Linked DNA regions of Homo sapiens: region 1 is linked to region 2. Evidence: chromatin loops called from intact Hi-C (ENCODE). Cell type or tissue: dorsolateral prefrontal cortex. All regions are shown on one strand. Each heading gives the region's core, and the rest is flanking DNA. Links, peaks and the distances in the headings are about the cores only.

What was found. A loop is a pair of places that touch in the nucleus more often than their neighbours do. Peaks named below come from ENCODE experiments on the same cell type or tissue, not always from the same donor. Only the 100,000 strongest peaks of a DNase experiment are listed, where the experiment ranks them.
Region 1: a loop joins it to region 2, with 2.0 times the contacts of the local background. A loop is called at or near these places in 4 of 110 quality-filtered maps.

Annotation. Positions count from the first base shown.
Region 1 is chr3:167,868,437-167,879,449 of GRCh38, reverse strand. No RefSeq gene overlaps it. Among named protein-coding and RNA genes, the nearest start is that of SERPINI1, 140 kb to the right of the region's middle. In dorsolateral prefrontal cortex, for the core only: no CTCF peak of the experiment used is centred there; no DNase peak of the experiment used is centred there; H3K27ac peaks cover 1,466 bases.
Region 2 is chr3:167,809,218-167,820,230 of GRCh38, reverse strand. All of the region lies in intron 6 of SERPINI1 (serpin family I member 1), which reads right to left. Among named protein-coding and RNA genes, the nearest start is that of SERPINI1, 79 kb to the right of the region's middle. RefSeq lists a silencer at 3,925-4,124. In dorsolateral prefrontal cortex, for the core only: a CTCF peak has its summit at 5,498; a DNase peak (open chromatin) is centred at 5,390; H3K4me3 peaks cover 719 bases; H3K27ac peaks cover 6,405 bases.

The DNA of each region.
Region 1 (11,013 bases), core at 1,130-9,129, 60 kb before region 2:
AACATTCAGTGTTTTTGTACGTTGATACATTAACCAATGTAATCATCAAGCATGAAAAAGCAACTAATGGGCATCAGTTTGGGAAACAGAGGTAAAACTATTTATTTAGAGGACATGTGATTATATATCTGGAAAGCTCAAAAGAATCCATGGGGAAATATAACAAACAATAAGAGAATTCGATAAAATAATGTTATAAAATGGCACGTAAAAATCAATAGCATATATAAGTATATATGTATACATATATATAAACAAAAACAGTGAGAATATATAAATGAATAATAGATCTCATTTGTGATAGAAAATAGAGAAAAAAGAAGAAAGCACCTTGGCATCAACTTAATCAGAAGTGTCTAATATTTATAAGAGCAAAACTATAATGTGCTTTTGAAAGAACTAGTCACAAATAAATGAAAAGAAATACCATCATCTGGGAGAGAGAGAAGGAAATATCATAAAGACGTTAGTTCCTCTTACTTACTTAATACATTAAATTTGATCTTAGTTCAATGTCTCCAGGCTTTTTTCTAGAGTTAAACAAATTGATTATAAAGTTCATTAGGAATTTAAAAACAAGTAAGAATAACCAGATAAACTCTAAAAAAGAAAAGCAATGTTCAGGACAACAGCTGGAAGGAAAAACTATATCAGATTTCTTTAGAAAGTACTATTAAAAACTTTATTATTTAAACAGTTTGATATTAGCACATGAATAGGCAGACAAACTAATGAAAAGGTAGAAAGTTCAGAAACAAGATACAATCACATGTGACCATTTAGTATGCTTTATAGGTAGCATCTCAAATTGCTGGGTAGAAGATGGACAGTTAAATAAACATTGCTGAGATAACTGGATAGCCATATGGAGAAAGATAAAATTGGATCCATTTCTTACACCATAATCCAGGATAAATTCCCAATGGATCAGATATTTAAATCAAGGCTTTAAAAAGGAACTGTACATGTATTTTTAAAAAGCAGTTATGAATTCTTCTATATTCTGAAAATGGGGAAACATTGCTTAATATGACTCAAAATCTAGAAGACACAAGAGAAATAACATATATTTTGTTATATAATTTTTAAAATTTTTCACTGTAAAAATATAACATAAGCAAAGAAATAAATACAAATCATAGCATGGGAACAAATATCTTGCAAACTATACCAGAAAAGTTAGTAATACTAATACCCAATACAAAGATATTCATAAAACATAAAAAGTTTTAAAGATTGAGAAGAAAAATGCCAGGAATTCTATAGTAGAATGGACTGGTCTGCAGAAAATTGATGATAATAAAAAAAAGGATTTTTTTTTTTTTGAGATGGAGTCTTGCTCTGTCACCCAAGCTGGAGGGCAGTGGTGCAGTCTCGGCTCACTGCAACCTCTGCCTCCTCCTGGGTTCAAGCAATTCTCCTGCCTCAGCCTCCTGAGTAGCTGGGATTACAGGCATTTGCTACTATGCCCAGCTAATTTTTTTTTTTTTTGTAGTTTTAGTAGAGACAGGGTTTCCCCATGTTGGCCAGGCTGGTTTCGAACTCCTGACCTCAAATGATCCACCGACCTCGGCCTCCCAAAGTGTTAGGATTACAGGTGTGAGCCACCGTGCCTGGCCAATTGTTGTTAACCATATGAAAAGTTGCCCAACTTCACCCATGAAGGGATAGTTATTGACTCAGGGTGATGGTTACATGGATGTTCATTACCTACTTGCATACGCACATCTGATTGTGTCACTCATCTAGTTGTGAGCTGCAGATGGCTTCTCAAAACCTGTAAGATAAAATTCTAACAACTTAGCACAGCATTTAAGAATTTTTAGTCAGTATTCTGCCAAGCTGGTTAGCCTAATCCCTCACTGTTACCCAACTCCACATTATGCTGTGATCACATCAAAAGTTCTGTTATTCCACAAATTTGTCGTGTATTTTTTTCATACCATGCCTTTGCACCATGCTATTTCCTCTGTCCATGATGTCCTCTCCTTTCTTTTCTGCTTGGGAAAATCCTGTGAGTCTTTGACTCGAATGTCCAACTTTCATGTGAAGCATTTTGCTTGCTCCTTTGAGTTTCCACAACACTTTATTCAGGCTTTGATTAAAGCACTTCTTACGCAGTTGTGTAGCAATCGGCTTTTATGTATGCCTCCACCATGGAGAGAGGTATTTTTCTTGCCCCAATCTCCCTAGCCAATTTCCAGTGCCAAGCAAGCTGCCTGGCCACAAAGAGACATATAATAAATTTGTTGAATACAATAATTTTTATGCAGTTGCCAAAGAGACGTCAGCATTTCCTATACAAATCTTCTTTCAGGAAGATGTCAAGGGGAATGGAGGCTGGAAAGCGGATTCTTACAGATTATGTTTACTTGACAGCCTGAGTTTTGGCTGTTAGTCAGGACTCTTTTGGTTACAGGACAAAAATTCAACTTGAATCAGCTCTGAAATTGGCAATTTATTTGCTTCTAAAACCACACCTTGGAAATGGATTTGGTTTCAGAAGCAGTAATTTTTCTCTCTCTCTCATTCTGACACACACACACACACACACACACACACACACACAAGCACACCTCTGCTTATTGCTGATTGCTGCCTTCATCATCTTAAGCCTATGATCTCCACAAGGCAACAACTGGCAACAGATAACTCTAGGGTCATATGCTTGCAGCATTTGCAACTAATAAGGAACAGAGCTACTTCCTGTCAGCTGTGGTTTAAAAAATTCCATCAAACTACTCCAACTGCCCTGAGTCATGCAAGTATCGCTAGGCTATTTTCCATGGCAAATAAGGTGGAGTATAGGATTGACCTCAGTCTGGTACCATGCCTGTTCTGGGAATGGGATAAAGTGATTGGCAGCTTCCATCAGAACTATATTTTGGAGTGCAAGAGGAGCAGCTTCCGAAGAGAATAAAGACTTCTTCTTGCCTACAGAGGGATAATTCTCCACTATAGATATGAAGAAATGGACAAGATGAAAATGTTGGAAGAAATATTATGTAATTTTTATGATTAAACCTTTCATATTCCTGATATATAAATATTGTAATTCAAACACATTTTAAAAGTTTATCAATCAAAATAAAAAACTGCTCAGGAATCTCATTTGTACTCTTTCATCTTTTGTTTTCTTTCCTCTAATTATTCTTTAAATAAGGATCTACCTAAAGAGTACAATTCTCTAACATGAGCTTTCTAAATTTCATAAATTTTATTCTTCGTCTCTTATATTTATTCTTTTACTGTGCCTATTTCTGCTAAAATCAAAGAATATTCAAAAAGAAAAGAAAAAACTGAAGAGAAAAAGTTTTTCTTATCTATGAATGAGTTACTGCTCAAGGATATTTTGAGAGTGGAAAAAAATGGAGCAAGCATGTCCATGTTCGGTCTTAACCGAATTTTCTAAGGGTACTTGTGAAGTTGTTAAAGGTCTATATCCAGAAACTTGGGCTAGCTGGCAAGTATCACCACCCCACTCTGGGAACAATGTGACTGCAGGTAGAAAGGGTGATTGTAAGGTGTTACCATGCTGGCTTGGTAGCCCCAACAAGCAGCTTTTTCTTGGACTAATATGATCTGCGTACATTTGAGTGCCCATTATGTGCAAAGAATTGTCCTACAAACTGTGGATGGATAAGAGAAATTCCTGATGAGATTAACCCTACATAGAAAGAGAAATATGAAAAACTGTGGGGTAGGATTTTAAAATAACAACTGTTCTTTTGCAAATTAAATACTTTAATGTAAAGACACATTTTACTTAGCCTGTCTGTATTTTCTGCGTTTTTTTTTTACAATAAACATATTTCAAGGTTCATAAAATATAATGAAATAAATAAGTTATTCTAAAATATTAAAGGATACACCTCCTCTGGCATCAAATAAGTTCAAATCCCATTTCTGCCAGTCACCAGTTGTGTGAACTTGGGCAAGTTGTTTAATCTACCCAATAACACTGTGAATATTACAGAAGATAAAATGTAATAAAGTGGTTGATACTGTGCCTGGAATGTAGAAGTTGGATGAAATAGATTATGTTCATCGTTCTTCTTATTAATGTGAAAGACAATCTTAGTTGAAGTCTAGAAAAAAATAAAATCTAGAAACAGGTGGTAACTGACCCAGTTTATTCTTTCCCAATATTTGCTCAAGTATGAATTCTCTAGGCTCTGTCAGCTTTATACTCAACTCACTCAGAAAGCACCTCAGAGTTCACTGTCAGGGGGTGTCCAGGGCTTGGGTTGCTGTTGCCTCATGTTTTATTTCTAGTAGCAGGAGCTGGCTAAAACTTCAGCCCTGTTTCTAATTAGAGCTTTAGAACTAAGTGACATTTGCCATCATGTGAGTCCAACCTTGGGATTACTGTGGTCAGTATGTTTCCCTCTAATTCAATCTCAAGGAGGGAATAAAATGGTAGTTTTTCTTTTACTCCTTGTTTTGGCAACTTTATTTTTCAATTAAAGGTTATTCAAGGTGAAAGTGGTGAATAGTGACAGCTTCTTGTTTGCCTCTCCTTTGTTCTTCCCTCCCACACACCTAATTCTGGATGGGCTTTTGGCAGTTTCTTCCACACAGTGGGGAAGTCAACTGCTGACTCTTCCCAATGTTTACTGACTGCTAAACCAGGCTTTCTTTTGAGAGGAACCTCTTTATTTCTTTCTCATGACCAAAATCTATTTATACAAACAAAATACATCTATTTTTATCCAACTTAAATGTTCTCAGCCAGTTTAGTCAAACTCTTTTGACCTAAGTTTGTTTTTCCCAGGCTCACTATTTGAATAGTTTTAGAGACAGAAGTTATATCCTTGCATATAGCAATGCAGTTGTAGTGGGGCGGGGTGGGGGGAAAACACACAGCACAATTCTCACTAATGGAGCTGTTGGAAAACAGAATTGATGGCTCTCTAAATATGGAAGCTACTACTACTTGTTCTTAATACAGTTCTACAACCGGTTCATTTAATAAGGACTTATTGTGTGCCATACAGGGCACATGAATAATTTATGTATTCCTCTTAACAACCCTATGAGTTGTTATTATTTTCCATCCCATTTTACAGATGAGGAAACTGTGGTTTAGAGTGGTTAACTAATTGGGCCAATTCTACCCAGATAGTGAGTGATTAAGTCTGGGACATGCTAATTAAATTGTTAAGGTTAATAGATTCTATAATTTCCTCATGTCAGGCAGAAATATAACCATTGAATCAAATATTTTCAATGTTTATTCACAAAAGTGTGAATTGAGCTCTAAAACCTATTTGCAATAAATGAACAACAAAAGGGTTTATCAATCAATTGAAAGTATGTTGCTTTTTAAGCGTAATCTATGTTGCCTGCTGTTATAAGGTTGTGGGCTTCTCAGATCTCTACAGCATTTTAGAACTCAAAGGGATTTAGAATCCATTTACTTCAGTGTTTGTTCCTACAATGCTCAGATGCTGTCTAGTTTCTCAATGAGTGTCTTGGAGGAAGGGGTTGGGTTATTTGGCACACCTGGGGTTGTCTGGCAGAATAATTAATCCCATTTATAATACAATGTATAGATCATTTTCAGCTGTGACTGTTCTGTAACTAGTTGGTAAGAAACTGCTAGTTCAGTAAACTTATTGAAGCATTGACTAAACTGATTGTCTGAATGTTTAAATGTTAGACCAGTTTTAGTGATAGCATTGGTTGTATGACTTGACAAGGAAGGAAAATATGTCAGTTTTCCTGAGATTTATGTCCAGGATGTACAAACAACTTGAATTTTCTCAGATGCTCTTAATTTCCAATTTTCAGTTATTTTCTCTCCATAGTCCATTGAAATGTCCCCTAAATTCTAGTTTATAGAAATTAATAACTGAATGAATTAAGTCAGCAAACATTACAATATCAACTAGCTACAAAAGATGACACAACACAAAAGATGTGGAATCATAAACCTGGGGCTATCTGGCTGCATAAAAGTTATAATTACTAATAAAAATGCATATATGTCTAACATATATGAGGCACAACTCTTTATGAATACGGTACTTTCCAGTCATAAAGTTTTATAAAACCATGATAATAAAAATGCAAGTGTAATTGAGATTGCAAAGAAAACTAATACAGTACAAGGTGTATGATGGGATAATCATTATGTTCACTATAGGCCATTACTTTGTCTATGGTAGGAAGAAGTTTGAATTATATTCAGAAGGATTTAGTGATGCTTTAATATATCATGCACCTAGGCAGAAATAAGTTTCAATTATTTCTGCAAATATATACGTGTATAAATACATACATAACCACTAGAGGCAGTAGTTGTTGGAGTGTAAATTCTAGGGATTGACTGCCTGGCTTCAAATCCTGACTCTGCCACTTATTCATGCATAGCTTGGGCAAATTACTTAATTTCTCTGTTCCTCATTTTCCTCATCTGTAAAATGGAGATAACAATAAAATCTAAATCCTGTAGTTGATATGAGGATTAAGGGACTCAAAATAGTATGAATATTTATTGAGTTCCTGCTGTGTGCCAAGCACTATTCTATATCCTGGAGATATGGAGGTGAATAAGACAGGGCCCCTGCCCTCACCTGTTAAGACAACCAGTAAGCACACAGTATGAATAAGATAACTGAAGATTCTGAGTAAGTGCCAAGAAGACAATGGAAGCATCTTTTTAGAATGACTGAACTCATAATATAGCTTGAGGATATGACTGCTTAAAATATAAGTAATATAAGCATGCATATGTACAAGTATCTAGGATTTACAGTTGGCTTTTGGCACCTACTCACTAACGAACTTGTGGAATGGCTTTGCTGGATATATCTAACTAATATTTTGGTTTCTGTTCAATACAGGCTGCTCATCTCTTCTTTTCTGTGCTCTCCAAGATCTGTTGCACCTTCTTCCCTGTAAGCAGCCCATTGATTTTTAGGGCTGTGACTTTCCTAACCCCTTGCCTTCACTGTGAATTACCCTACATTATCCTGCTGAGAAGACATCAGAGTACTGCTAAGGAAGCTTTGCTTCACTCTCAATATGTTCTGTAAAAAATGCCTACAATTAAGAGCTGTATTAACAGAGAATGTCTTTTCTCAGTATTTGCATCATGCTGCAGCTCTTACAGTCCATCTCTGCCTTTCTCTCCCTGGCCTCCACTGACATTTTGCACATTGTCTTCTCAGCTGTCATGATGGATTATTTAGCTTAATTTGTCTGGAAGAGTGACTGTCTTATGGGGGTTTGTATTGAAAGCAGATTTCCCTCATTATTCAGAAATGAGAATGCCATGACACTTCGTAGGTAACACCAGTAGTCTTCCCTTGGCTGGCAGGAGTCAGGAAGTTTACTGTTTAACCTTTTCGTGCCCACTTTTACGTAGGCAACAAGAAAATATAGGATAGTTTCTAGTGTAAAGTGGGTATAACAGATTGAACCATAATAGCCAATTACTGAAAAAATAGTTCTTTGTTAGGTCATTTATAATAAATTTTAGGTTGAAAATATCTTCTCATGGGATAGAAGTCTCTGATATTGAAATATTGTTATGCATGTAGCACTTATAAGAGCTGTTTACTGAAATAATTTCTAAGTATTTTTCAGAATTGGTGTTGAATTACAAAGACTGAGTCAGTGAGAATGGAAGTACATTTGCTAGGCCTACTTTAATATCAATAGAATTGATGCATGGGGCAAGCAGAGGGAACATTCAAGAATTTTCCTTTGCTATACAACCCTTCTCAAGAGAATAAATTATTATAGTTTTCTTTTTAATGTAAGCTGGACCTTCAATGAGGAATATTTCTTCAGGTTTTTGTTTGTTTTGTTGCTTTTTTTTCAACTTTAACACACTTTTATAAAGACCATTCATTGCCTGTGAGATTGCAGCATAGGAACTGTGTATCTCAAAAGGCCATATTAAGCACCTAGTTATAAATACTTGTCCATATTGAGCCTCAGAAAATGATACCCTGAAGTGAAGGATTCAGATGTCTTTTGCCCCTCATTCTCCCTCAAGGTGAACCATAAAAACTGGAATTCCTCTTCCCTAAGGTGGGTCATACAAACCATATCTGCTTTTCCTCAAAGCCAAAAATAAAAGCTAGAATGATTAGTCTAACCTTGTCCTGCCTTTCTATCTAGGAGCTGGCCATAAAGACATTCTCTGACCTCCCCTTATTTGATAGTAGGTCATCAAACCCTAATTCCAGAAGGAGTCATGCCCCATACCCAGGAGGAAGAAATGCCACACAGAGAGGCCAAGAAGAATCAGAATAGACAGTTCTTATGGGTTTCCACACGCAGTCCATTACTATTAGATAATTCTTCCTTTGTCCGATCACATTTCTACACAACTGTCCACTCCATTGAATCTAAGCATAAAGATGGATAGTTTTCCCTGGTTCTTTGAGCCTTCTTTCAGAAGGCTTCTCTGTCACGTAAAAGCATGATTAAATATTTGTCATGCTTTTTTCTCGTTAGCCTACCTTTTGTTATAGGAGTGTTGGCCATGACCCTTATGACGGATGGGGAAAGACATCACATCCTTCCTCTCCTACTTGCAGAAATATGAATACTCAAGGTTAATGTCAAGGCAAGAAATCTATTTATCAATTATTTAATTAAAGTAACACAAATTATATCTTTAAACCATGATTTAAAAATTTAGCTAGCATTTATTTTGCCATGTTCTGTTGTAATCACATTTGTGGTGTTATTTTATTATCACAGTTTCTATCAATTAAGTATTATCTTATCAATTTTTAACATGGTTAAACTGAGGCATAGAGAGATTTCAGCAACAAAATTCTTAATCGTTATGTTCATCATTAGCACCATAAGGATTTCTAAGCAGGTAAAATTCAGGAAAAAGGTGCAAATTTGAATTAATAATTATGTAAGTGGGAGATTTTATTGTAATTAGCATTACCTTCAATGTCAAGTAATTCAAGGTTTAAAATAGAGCCTTCTAATTTTGTAAAGACATGATTTAGTAGGAAAGGAATTTGTCATTTGGGTAAAAGACTATTGCAGATGTTCATTGTATTTTGAAGGAATAGTTGCTATGAAAACATCTTTATTGACAACCACCACAGTCAGCAGTAACATATCCTTTTTCATTTCGGATTCGTTTTGTTACTAAAGGACGTTTGTTCCACTTCGCATCTGAATTGACAAGGAATGGACTCTTCAGCTCTGACAGGCAAGTGAGAAACCATTGGCTGACAGGATCAACAAAGAGACCAAGACAAAAACAAAACAAAACAAAACAAAAAAATCCACAGGAGTGGAGCTTAAAAATATATTTGTTTGAAACCCAGTCTCAGTAATGTCTTTATTTTACAATAGGAACTCAACTCTTAAGTTAAGGTTGCTACTCTTTTTCTTCTATAGCATATTATATCTATCTTTGCTGAAATAATGGCAAAGAGATGCTGGAGTGCATGTCAGAATGGTGAGGGAATGAGGAGTCATTGACTGCAGTCGTTTTCCAACTAAAGTAATAACAAAATGTAGGCTTCAGGGAAAAAAAGATACTTGAAAAGTTTAGATGAACTTTTTAAACCTAGAGCAGATAATTAGCAATGACCTTTTATTGCCTTTATTTCCTGGCAAGCACCTGTAATCCCAGTTACTCGGGAGACTGAGGCAGGAGAATCCCTTGAACCCGAGATCATGCCACTGCACTCCAGCCTGGGAGACCGAATGAGACTCTGTCTCAAAAAACAAAAAGTTTCCTTTGTTTTTATTAATTCAAAATTTCCTGAATTATAAAGACTTTTAAAACTTCATAATTGTTATATGTTCTACATGACTGTATTCAAGAATAATTTAGGAAAACATTATTGAGAAGATTTGTTAAAGCTTAATTTGGGAAAGTTGGGCATAGTGACATGTACCTGTAATCCCAGCTACTCAGGAGGCTGAGGCAGGAGGATTGCTTGAGGAGTCCAGGAGTTCAAGGCCAGCCTGGGCAACACAGCAAAACTCCATCTCTTAAAAAAAAAAAGTTTAGTATGGGTAGATATATTTAATATCTATCCCCTAAGGGCAACATAAATATTTTGGCTCCTTATGTCAAGGATTTCTGCATCAAATCTGCTTGTCTTCATTGCTAAAATAATACATTAGAATCATTCTGTGCTATACAATCACCATAGACTTACAACTAAAAACACAGCTTTATCATTTACTAGATATTTACTTTTAGAAACAAGATGAAAGGTGGAAACCTCACTCCTGAAAGCTTGGCTACTACCACACCTCAATTCAAAGGACCAATTGTGTCCTGACCTACAGGGAAGAGGAGGGCCTTGTAAGACTCAGGCAGGAATTGTAATATTCATGGAAGAGAAAGAAGACTTTATGTTATGAAGTAGAAAGAAGGAGGCAGACCTTATATTTGAAAAGGTTCAGAGGATGTCACCCCAAAATATGTCACTCTGGCCTAAGGACTATTTTGAGTCAAAGGCAATTAAACAAAACAAAACAAAACAAAACAAAACAAAACAAAACACAAGAAGACACGAGAAAAACTCTCTGTTATCCTCCCCCTCTATCAGGAAGGGCAGGATGATTCTATATCACCAGAAACAGCTATAAAGTCTACCAGCCCAAGGAAGGCACCAGAGAGGAATCTACATAGTATATAAAACAAACCTACTAACTAGACCTCATCCTCCATTAACTTTTCTTTTCTTTCTTTCTTCTTTCTTTTCTTTCTTTCTTTCTCTCTCTCTCTCTCTCTTTCTTTCTTTTTTTTTTTTTTTTTGAGACAGAGTCTCACTCTGTCACCCAGGCTGGAGTGCAGTGGCATGATCTTGATGATCTTGGCTCACTGCAACCTGTGCCTCCCAGGTTCAAGCAATTCTCCCGCCTCATCCTCCGGAGTAGCGGGTATACAGGTGCATCCCACCATGCCCAGCTAATATTTTGTGTTTTTAGTAGACACAGGCTTTCACCATGTTGGCTGGAGTGGTCTTGAACTCCTGACCACGGGTGATCCACTCGCCTCGGTCTCCC
Region 2 (11,013 bases), core at 1,587-9,586:
CTCCAGACAGGCCACCACTGCCATCATGTAAATATGACTAATATACCACGTGAAGATAGAGGGGACAGACGGCCATCTACACACCAAGAAGGGAGGCCTCAGAAGAAACCAACTTGCTGACACTTTTATTTCAGACTTACAGCCTCTAGAGCTGTGAGAAAATAAATTTCTGTTTTTTAAGCCACTCAGCCTGTTACTTGTTACAGCAGCCCTAGCAAACCATAAAATGGCATTCAATCTTGGGGTTTCAACTTTTCCCTAAGAAAGAAACAAAACAAACAAAAGATGCCTCAAATACATTTTTCGAAAGAGCACAGGAGAGTAAGAAAAAGAATTACTCAAATTTATAACCCCTCTTTCAATTCCAGGAGATCTAATTCAGATTTCAGATAAATAACTTTGTTGCTGATGTCCAGCATCATTAAAAGCACAATTGATTTCCCATTAGGTTGCTTAGTTAGACTTTGTAAGTATCAAGTTCTACCCACAAAATACATTTTCCTTCAAGCTTTGAAAAGCACATAATTATCTTGTACATATAAGGAAGGATTTTCAACATTTTGGTACATCTGTTACAGAGGACCTGATTACTTTGAATAAGCCCCAAGACAACTAACAATGGCATCTCTGAATATACTTTTAATGGGAATATTACTTCCTCAGATCTTATTTGGTATTAAGATATAAGTAGTGCATTATTAAATAGTCCATTTCACATATTATGATGTTTTCTTCTAGAATGTATTTGTTGACTAGAAGAAAAATAAAAAAGCAATCAAGTTTTCACATTTAGTAATAAAGTATAATTAGCTCCCTCAAATCCAAAAGAGTAGTGTTTTTTTTAAGAAAAATTTAAATTGTGTTAAGTAACCGAATATATTTAGTTGGTAAAATCAGCACATAAATTTCAAGACAGTAGCTGGGCGCAGTGGCTCATGCCTATTATCCCAGCACTCAGGGAAGCTGAGGCAGGAGGATCACTTGAGCCCAGAAACTCAAGACCAGCTTAGACAATATAGTGAGACTTCATCTCTATGTAAAATAAAATAATACTAATTTTAATTTTAAAATAGTAATAATAAAAAAGAAAACATTTAAAAAATAAATTTTAAGACAGTAAAATATATTAACTAGCAGCTATTTGATGCTGTATTATTTTCAGATTCTGCTGCCCATTTTCATCAGTCTGTGAGTTAAGCATCAAGAGCCAATATCATGACCTTGAATACAAAGGTGCTAGAACCCAGTTCCTACAGGGTAATGAGTATCCACATTGTCAGCTAAGCCCTTCTGAAGAATTCTAAAAGGGGTTCTCCTCAAAGACACCACATAATATTCCAACTACATCAATTTGCACATAGGAAATTGCCTCCAATAGCTATGAGGCTTGACCAGCTGGCTGCAGTAGGCACTTTGAAACAAGAAAAATCATCCCTTTATTACTAGCCTGTGTCCCAAATGTTGTAATATCCTCTAGTCACCTACTTTATTGCCTGTTCGCACTTGCCCCACCAAAATGATGGTGGTGGTAGTTGTGGCAGGGATATTGCAAGGTACTTACGGCAGAAAGAGAAAGAAAACAAAGATGCTAAGGGTTATTCTCAGAGAGCTAGTTATTTAAAAGATAATGAACTGGACAAACTTTTAAACAAAATTCATTAAAAAAAAGAAGAGATTGTCCAAATAAACAATATTAAGAGCAAAAAAAGAACATACCCAAGAATATGGAAAATAATTTTTTATCACAAAAAATACTATGTATAATTTTCTGCAGTAAATGTTAATTAACTTTATGAGATTATAAGTTATTTACTATGAATATCTATTATACATGATTTGATAAGTTTTGATAGATATACATATATCTGTGAACCTTTCTCCACAAATAAAATACAAAATATTTGGCCGGGCGCGGTGGCTCACACCTGTAATCCCAGCACTTTGGGAGGCTAAGGTGGGCAGATAACCTGAGGTCAGGAGTTCGAGACCAGGGTGGCCAACATGGTGAAACCCCGTCTCTACTAAAAATACAAAAAAATTAGCCAGGCGTGATGGCGTGTGCCTGTGATCCCAGCTGCTAGGGAGGCTGAGACAGGAGAATCTCTTGAACCCGAGAGGCAGAGGTTGCGGTGAGCCGAGAACATGCCATTGCACTCCAGTCTGGGTGACAAGAGTGAAACTCCATCTCAAAAACAAACAAACAAACAAACAACCAAAATATTTCCATCTATCCTAAAAAAGTATTTGTTCTTTTTTATGCGAATAATTTTGAAAATGAAGAGATTTACCATGAGCTAGACTCTTTTATAGAAATGTGTAAATTATAAAATTTGGCCGGGCGCGGTGGCTCACGCCTGTAATCCCAGCACTTTGGGAGGCCGAGGTGGGCAGATTACAAGGTCAGGAGATCGGGACCACCCTGGCTAACACGGTGAAACCCCGTCTCTACTAAAAATACAAAAAAAATTAGCCAGGCGTGGTGGTGGGCGCCTGTAGTCCCAGCTACTCGGGAGGCTGAGGCAGGAGAATGGCGTGAACCCAGGAGGCAGAGCTTGCAGTGAGCCGAGATCCGGCCACTGCACTCGAGCCTGGGCGACAGTGCATGACTCTGTCTCAAAAAAATAAAAATAAATAAATAAATAAATAAAAATAAAATTGAGTCAAGGAAAAAAATAGAATATTTGAATAATCCAGTAACCATTAAAGTAATTGAATCAGTATACAAAAACTTTCTCCATCCTTGAAATTAAAGACTCCAAGCCTAGATGGTTTTCTAGGTGATTTTAACCAAATCTTCAAGGAACAGATAGGATTGCCTGTTGTAAAACCGTTCTAGACATTAGAAAGAGAATAAAAGCTATCAAACTCATCTGTGGATATTTTACTTTGCTGTAAAAAATGAAAAAAACCCAACAATATAAGAAAGAAAATCATAGACCAAGCTCACCTATTAGCGTGAAGATAAAATTCCTTAGAAATCAGAAAATTAAACTTAGCAACATATACAAATCATCTTTTTGAATGAATTTCAATGGATGTTACAGTGTGTCATGACTCAGCAGTAGAGAAATGCTCTCCTGACTGCCTCCAGTTCACCTTAAAGCTTCCTCCGGGATGATCTTATCAAAATACAAATCAAATTATGCCACTACTCCACTTAAAACATTTTATCCCCTCTCCTGCTTGCTCTCCCTCTCACCTCACCTTCAGTATATTGCAAACCTCCATACCTGCTCAGTATAAACTATAAGGACCTCCATCAGGCTGCCTTTGCTTCCTTCCATTAGCATTCTTTGCCCCATATGCCGTGCTTCAAATTATATGAACTGAAACAGCCTCAACATAGCACGCTTTGTCATTTCTGTATCTTTGTTTCCCTAGAAGCTCCCTCAACTTTTGTTGTATAGTAAGACACCTAATCTAGTTTAGAAGCTCAGCATCTAGCTCTGTGAGGCTTTTTCTGCTCTCCTCTAATTCCTAAATCACTAAAGTAGATCTGATCACTCTCCTATTGAACCCAGAAACTAATTCTATTGAAGCCTTTCTAATATGTCATATTTGCACTGATGCTTCCCTCTTCCTGGACAGTCTACTTCCTTAAGGCAAGGATTGTGTCATTTTTCTTAGTAACCTTGTCTTCTGGCATATAGCAGGGTCTAAAGAATGAGCTAACCCTAGTAGAGGGAGTTTCCTGGTAATGTTCAATTTTCCAGTCTTTAACCCAGTATACTGTCATAGACAGGATTTCAGTAATTGTTGAACGAAAGTGGTTAACTATTTCATATTATAAGACTTTGGGTATATAAAGTCTTTCAGTGTCATCTGATGTGCACTATGACCACAACTCTGTTCATAATTATGGTTATAAAGTTTATTCTTGTAATAGGCCGGGCATTGTGGCTCATGCCTGTAGTCCCAGCACTACGGGAGGCTGAGGCAGGCTGATCGCTTGGGGCTGATCGCTTGAGCCCAGGAGTCGGATACCAGCTTGGGCAACATGGCAAAACCCCATCTGTACAAAAAATTACAAAAACTAGCTGGGCGTGGTAGTCCCAGCTACTCAGGAGGCTGAGGTGGGAGGATCACCTGAGCTCAAGAAGGTTGAGGTTGCAGTGAGCCAAGATCGCACCACTGCACTCCAGCCTGGACACAGGGTGAGACCCTGTCTCAAAAACAAATTCTTTTTAAGTTTATTCTTGTAATAAATAAAACATAAGACAATAATCTAAAGTAGACGTTCCAAGAAAATTGACAACAGCAGCAGAGAGGGAAAAAGTGCAAAGGCCACATACGTGCTAAAAGACTTCAAAATCTGATTGAGTAAAAGAGTAAGGAGAATGGGATCCAGCAGACTAGTGCTATTGCATTTATTTCAAAGACAGCAAAGATTGAATGCAACGTTTGGATTCCCATATCATGATTAACTGCTACATGAGGGATAGCAAATGTCTACACCTGTAAATGAGACCTTAAGACAATCAGCCTTCAGAAAAACACCATCCCATTGGATACATAAGTAGAAGAAAATGGACAAATAAGAAGGCCGGGCATAGTGGCTCACACCTGTAATCCCAGCACTTTGGGAGGCTGAGGCAGGCAGATCACTTGAGGTTAGGAGTTCAAGAGCAGCCTGGCCCACATGGTGAAACCCCGTCTCTACTAAAAGTACAAGAATTAGCCTGGTGTGGTGGCATGCACCTGTAATAGCAGCTACTCAGGAGGCTAAGGCCAGAGAATTGCTCGAACCCAGGAGGCAGAGGTTGCAGTGAGCCAAGATTGTGCCACTGCACTCCAGCCTGAGTGACAGAGTGAGACTCCATCTCACAAAAAAGAAAAAAAAAGAAAAAAAAAGAAAAAGAAATCACATCACAGGTACTAAGGGGAAAAAAAGAAAATGAAGCCTTTTTTTCTTGAGACAAACTTCAAGCAGTCTCATTAAAATAAAATATAACCAGAAAGTGGTCTAAGCAAGCATGTGTCTGCAGCCACAAAATCTTAGAAGTAGATCAGGTCATGCAGAGAAACAGGCGATGTCATGCAGTAGACAATCAAGACCATCTTTCCTGCTAGGCCATACACTCTTCAAGGCCTGGACTTTGCCTGTTCTACTTATCTTATGCACAACACCTTGCACACTGCCGGGTACCAGGTATGCACTCAGATATTTGATAAATTGAATCAGAATGCAAAGGGGTATGAAGGAGACTTACACTGATGAGCTTGTCTTGTTGGTTAGAGAAAAGTTAGCTATTCTCTCAAACAATCAAGCAAAGGCAAATAGTTTTTTGTTTTTAAATCTGCTGGCACCAAGCAGCCTTTTCCTTCTGGCCACAGCAGACAGTGCTGCCAAATGACTGGTCCTACTTTCCTCCAGGCAGCATGAGGCCAGGATTTTTACAATGGATGAGATGGGAACAGGGCCAGTAAACCCTAGGTTCCCCCAGAGAAGAACTGGGCAATAATTCAAGCTCTTCTGAAAAAAGCAGGGCAAGACTACAAAGGCATTCATTCAGTCACTTAGTAAATATTTCTTCAGTACCCACTACATATGCGGTATTGTGCAGGGCACCAAAGGCTCTAAGTATCTGAGATTAACATCATGCTTGCAGGATAGCCATCATGCAAGTGTAGGCCACTACTTCCTCTGTGGCACTGTTCCTAAATTCAGCCAATTTAAATAGATTTCTGCGTCATGAACGGCATGCTTAAAATAACAAAATGACGAGAGTATTATAACAGAACCCTAGCATACCAAAAGTGTCTCTGTGCTTTAGTTGCCAAAATATTTTTAGCTTCAGCCCCACCCATGAAATTTATAAAAGTTCCTAGAATTTGAGTTCTCTTACGATAGGAATAATGTTTCTTTGTTTGCTTTTCTGGATAGATTTTTTACAAAACCAGCAAACATTCATTTATTGGTTCATTCATTCATTCATTCATGTGCTGAGCACCTACTATGAGCCAGATGCACCAGGTATACTATGATGAACTAAATAGTTCCTTCCTAATGAGAGGAAAGCAGACATCAAATAAAAGAACAATAAAAAAGTGAATCAATAAATGACTACAATTTCAGGGTATAGTAAGTATAACTAAGCTAACAAGATAAGGTGATATGTTGGTTAGTGACTGGGGCAGCGAAGAGGAGCTATTTGACACAGGTTATTCAGAAAGGTGGGTCTCAGAGGGCAAATCTTAGCTGAGAATGAAGGAATACAAAGGAGCCAGCCACTGGAAGAAATAAAGGGAGAGTATTTCAGATGGAAGGAAAAGCTAGTGCAGAGGCAGATACAAACTGGGCATGCTTAAGGACCCAAAGAAGGGGCTGTGTGGCTGCAGTGGGGAGGGCAGGAAGTATGAGAGAAGTCCCCATGCTTGTAGCCAGGTGGGGTACAGTGAAATTTACTCACAACACTCACCCACTCGGTATCTACCCTGTCCCCCACCACAAATTCTCTTCTGTGTTCTGGGGACAGAAAGATGTCTATGCTTTTGAATAGCTCTGAGCTCAGAGACAAGTATGTAAACAAATAGTCTAGGAGAAAATGAAACGTGCTAACAGAGGTGTGTGCAAAGTGCTACCAGATTCCACATAAGGAAAAGTAAACCATTTAGGAAGGAAGAGGAATGTCAGGTCAAACGTCTCTGATGTGTCGACCTTTCAACTTGCTCTTAAACAATTAGTAAGAGTGAAAAGTCAGAGAAGGCAAGATGGACATTCCAAGCAGAAGATTCCATTTGTAAAGTGAGAGAAACTTTACATCCCCAGTGGGGATCTCTTGAAGGTCCAGCTGGAGCCTGAGCTATGAGGAGGTTGGGGAGTAGGAGAGGACATAATTTTAAGAGCTTTGACGATGATGCTAGAGAGCCTGGATTTGTCCAGAAGTAATGGGACACAATGCTTTGATTTTAGAAGATAGCTGTGGCAGCTGCTGTGCAGGGTGAATCAGATAAGCAAACAGCTGGGGGCAGGAAGATGAACTTTGTTAGCTGTTGCAGTAATCCAGGCAAGAAAGTAGAAGAATTGGAATTATGGCAATGAGAGAAATAGAGCCTTGTAGTTTACAGGCGCAAGAAGAAAGAGAACAAACAAGGGCAGAGGGTAAGAGTAGGTCCAGCATAAATCAACAGCACTTGAGTCTGACCTGAATATGGCTTTTGGTGTGTCTTCTTAATTCCTTTATTTTATTGGCTCCTTTATTAAAGCTTGTACTTGATGCTGAAGGATTTAGTACTCTCTTTCTCCTTCCCCTTACACCTTCCAAGAGGATTATCTATTAATCCAAATGCTGACAGTCATCCATTTCCATTACAAAAATAGACCTTCTCTATAACAGGATCCTCGCTGCAAGTAGATGAGCATTTTAAATAGAGCCTGAGAAGAAAATGATTCTCAGCACTTTCTATAATCCATGTTTATTGTATGAGCCTTTACTGTGTTTTATGTTAATGGAATTTACCAACAAAAGCAATGGATATCAAATTGAAATAAAAAATAAATGTAATAAATATCGAGCATCTCATTTTATTCATTTCTTCATTCAGTAGGTCCTAAGCAGAAAGCACAGTGCTGGGCACTATAGGAAACATGTGTAAGAATCAATCTTGGAGGGTTTAAATTCTGGCAGGGAATATTAGACACATAAATAACAATAATATGAGATAAAAAGATATATGTGCCATAAAGAAAGGCACAAGGTATCAGGAATTTAAGAAGGAACGATTACTTCTGGTTGGTGTAGTCATGATGCCTTGATGAAATTGGGGATATTAAAGCTGAGGTTCAGTGCAGGAGATTTTTCTTGTGGAAGAGACTTCACAAAGGCAGAGAGCTGGGGACAGGTGAGACACAGAGTGAGTATTTAGTTTGGCTGGGCAGGAGTTGTGTATATGGAATCAACCAGAGTGAAGCCTGGTCTCAATGCCCTGCTGAGCAGCGGATGGGGCACAGGTGACTGAAGGCTGGCTTTGAACAGGAACTGGAATGATCTAAGAGTAAGTTTTTAAGGCGATTAATCTTGGCAGTGGCAGATAAAATAGATTAGATTGGAGAGAGATTGGAAACTGTTTAGAAGGCTATTGAAATAGTCTACAACAGCAGTAATGAGAGTCTCAAATAAGAGTGGATGCCATGGAATAAAAAATGAAAGAGTGGACTTGAGAGGTCTTAGCAAAAGATCTCAAGTCACTCCGTTTTTCTAGAAGCAAGAGAAAGCAAAGCAGGTTTTATTTTTCCCCACTGCTAAATCACATATGCTATTTTTGAAGAAAGATACAATTTTATCACATAATTTAAGAAAGTAACAATATAATGATAGTACTGAATTATTCTCTGGGTGATTTCAAATTTGCTAATTAATTCTATTATTAATGACTTTTTCTTAAATAAGAAACAAGGTCTCATTATGTTACCCAGGGTGGTTTTGAACTCCTGGACTGTCCTGTGTAGGCCTCTCAAAGTGCTGGAATTACAGGCATGAGTCACTGCGCCTGGCCTATTAATGGTATTTTTTAAAAGTTTTTTCTAATTTTTAAGTAACAATTTTAATTAAAAAAGCAATACATATACAAGGTAAAATTCCAAACACTACAGAGCAGTATATGAAATGAAAACTCCTCTTTCATCTAAAGCCTCTGTCCCGTGTTCCAGAGGCAACTGCCGTTATCACTTTCTAAGATATTGTTCAAATATTTTCTAGCCATTTAAAAGCCTATATACATACATATATTGTTCTATGTCTTTTCATTTCTCTTCTTTTTCTTTTTTTTTTTAGCCATTTCATATGCTTGACTCCTCTGTCTTTTGACCTAATATGTTCCCATTCTGTCTTTTAATTTTTTTTTCTTCTCTGTTTCCACATGCTTTCTCCAGTATAGGATTTCTCAGCCTTTTCACTATTGACAATTTTGGCTGGATAATCCTTTGTTGTGGAGGAGCTCTCCTGGGCATTGCAGATGTTAGGAAGAATTCCTGGCCTCTTTGCCCAGATCCAAAATCTGGGCAAAGAAAAAATCTTCTGGAAAGAATTCAGCATTCTAGATGCCAATAAAAACACTGATGTTTCATGGAAGGAGATCAAAATAGCAACATTAACAGGGGTCTGGAAGAAGTTGATTCTGACTTTTATAACTGACAGTTTCAAAATTTCATTGTAGGAAGTAACTGTGGATGTGGTAGAAACAGCAAGAGAACTTGAATTAGAAGTGAACCCTGAAAATGTGACTAGATTGCTGCTATCTCATGATCAAATTTAAATGGATGAGGAGTTGCTTCATAGGGATGAACAAAGAAAGTGGTTTCTTGAGATGAGATCTACTCCTGGTGAAGATGCTGCGAACAACGTTGAAATGACAACAAAGGACTTAAACTATGACAGAAACTTAGTTGATAAAGCAGTGGTAGGGTTTGAAAGGACTGACTCCAATTTTGAAAGAAGTTGTACTGTGGGTAAACAGCATTGCATGATACAGAGAAATTGTTCATGGAAAGAAGAGTACATGGATGCAGCAAACTTCATTGTTGTCTTATTTTAAGAAATTGCCACAGCCACTCCATCCTTCAGCAACCACCACCCTGGTCTATTAGAAACCATCAATATCAAGGCAAGATTCTCCACCAACAAAAAGCTTATGACTCACTGATGGCTCAGATGATCATTAGCATTTTTCAGCAATAAAGTATTTCTACATTAAGGTATATGCTTTACTTTTTCAGACATAATGTCTTTGTACCTTTAATAGACTATGGTATAGTGTAAATATAACTTTTATATGCACTGGGAAACAAAAAATTCATGTGACTCATTTTATTGGAATATTCACTTTAGTGCAGTGGTATAGAGCCAAACCTGTAATATATTGAGGTAAGCCTTTATATATCCTAAACACCATGAGATTCTCATTAAAGTAGAAACAAAATGCATGCAAATAATTTTCCTGGGTATTTATGGGGGTTATGAAGAGTTATAGACATTAATCATCAAGGTTATGTTATTTGGAGAGGAAAAAACTAGACATATGAAAATGATACCAACCTTACAAAGCAGAGCATATGGTGCTCAAATAAATGATGAAGAGATAAATGCTATTAATTTAGAGGAAAAAAAGGGGCAAGTTTTATAATTAAAACAATAATTTTTGAATGAATGATTCATAAATTAATGTGTGTGTGCATGGCATGGGGAATGTAAGGATATATTGGTTAGGGTGGATGGCATACTGGAGCTGCTTAGACTCTGGCAAAACTAATAATGTAATAATCAAAGAATTCCCACTGAAAGACTGGGAAGTTTGCTTTAGATCTTTTATCAAGTGATCTTGAAAACCTGAATGGGGTGGTATTTGAGAATGGCAAATCCAGGATTTTTTTACTTATGTTTAAGGGGGCAAATAGTCCTTAGACTGTATGTAATGTGGGGCCAAATAAACCTCTTGTCTTCTTCCCCTCATCTTTTTTACCCTTCAGTGAACATTCACTGTGTGTCAACTATATGTCAGTTTTTTACAAGGTACCAGGAATACAACTGTGAGTAGGACACAGAGAAGGATTCAATTCCCACGGAAGTTTTGATCAAACAAACAGATACTTTGCATATAGAATGTATTAATTCTCTGGAAGATTCTAGTGTTATTTCCAATCTCTAAACCATCTGTTATCATAATGCATATTTATGGTCTATTGTCTCTGTCTCTGCAAAGGCAATTAAATATTACCTTATAAACCTTCCAAATATGTTAGAAATTATAAGCTACACTGACCACAATAATTGATTTCCCACTGCAGTGCTACTCCGTCAGGACTGAGAGGCAGCAGGTAGTCTATTTGTTTGAAATAACTTCCTAGATGTTTGGGTGAGACAGTGAGGAATTACTAATCAAACTGAAAATAGAGCCACGTTAAGAAAGTACAATGTAATTATCCAATTGGAATTTGGCCAGTATGGTAAGACAGATTTCTCTCAATTCCTAAAGAAGAGAGAATGACAATGTTAAATTATGCTAAGCTTCAGCCAT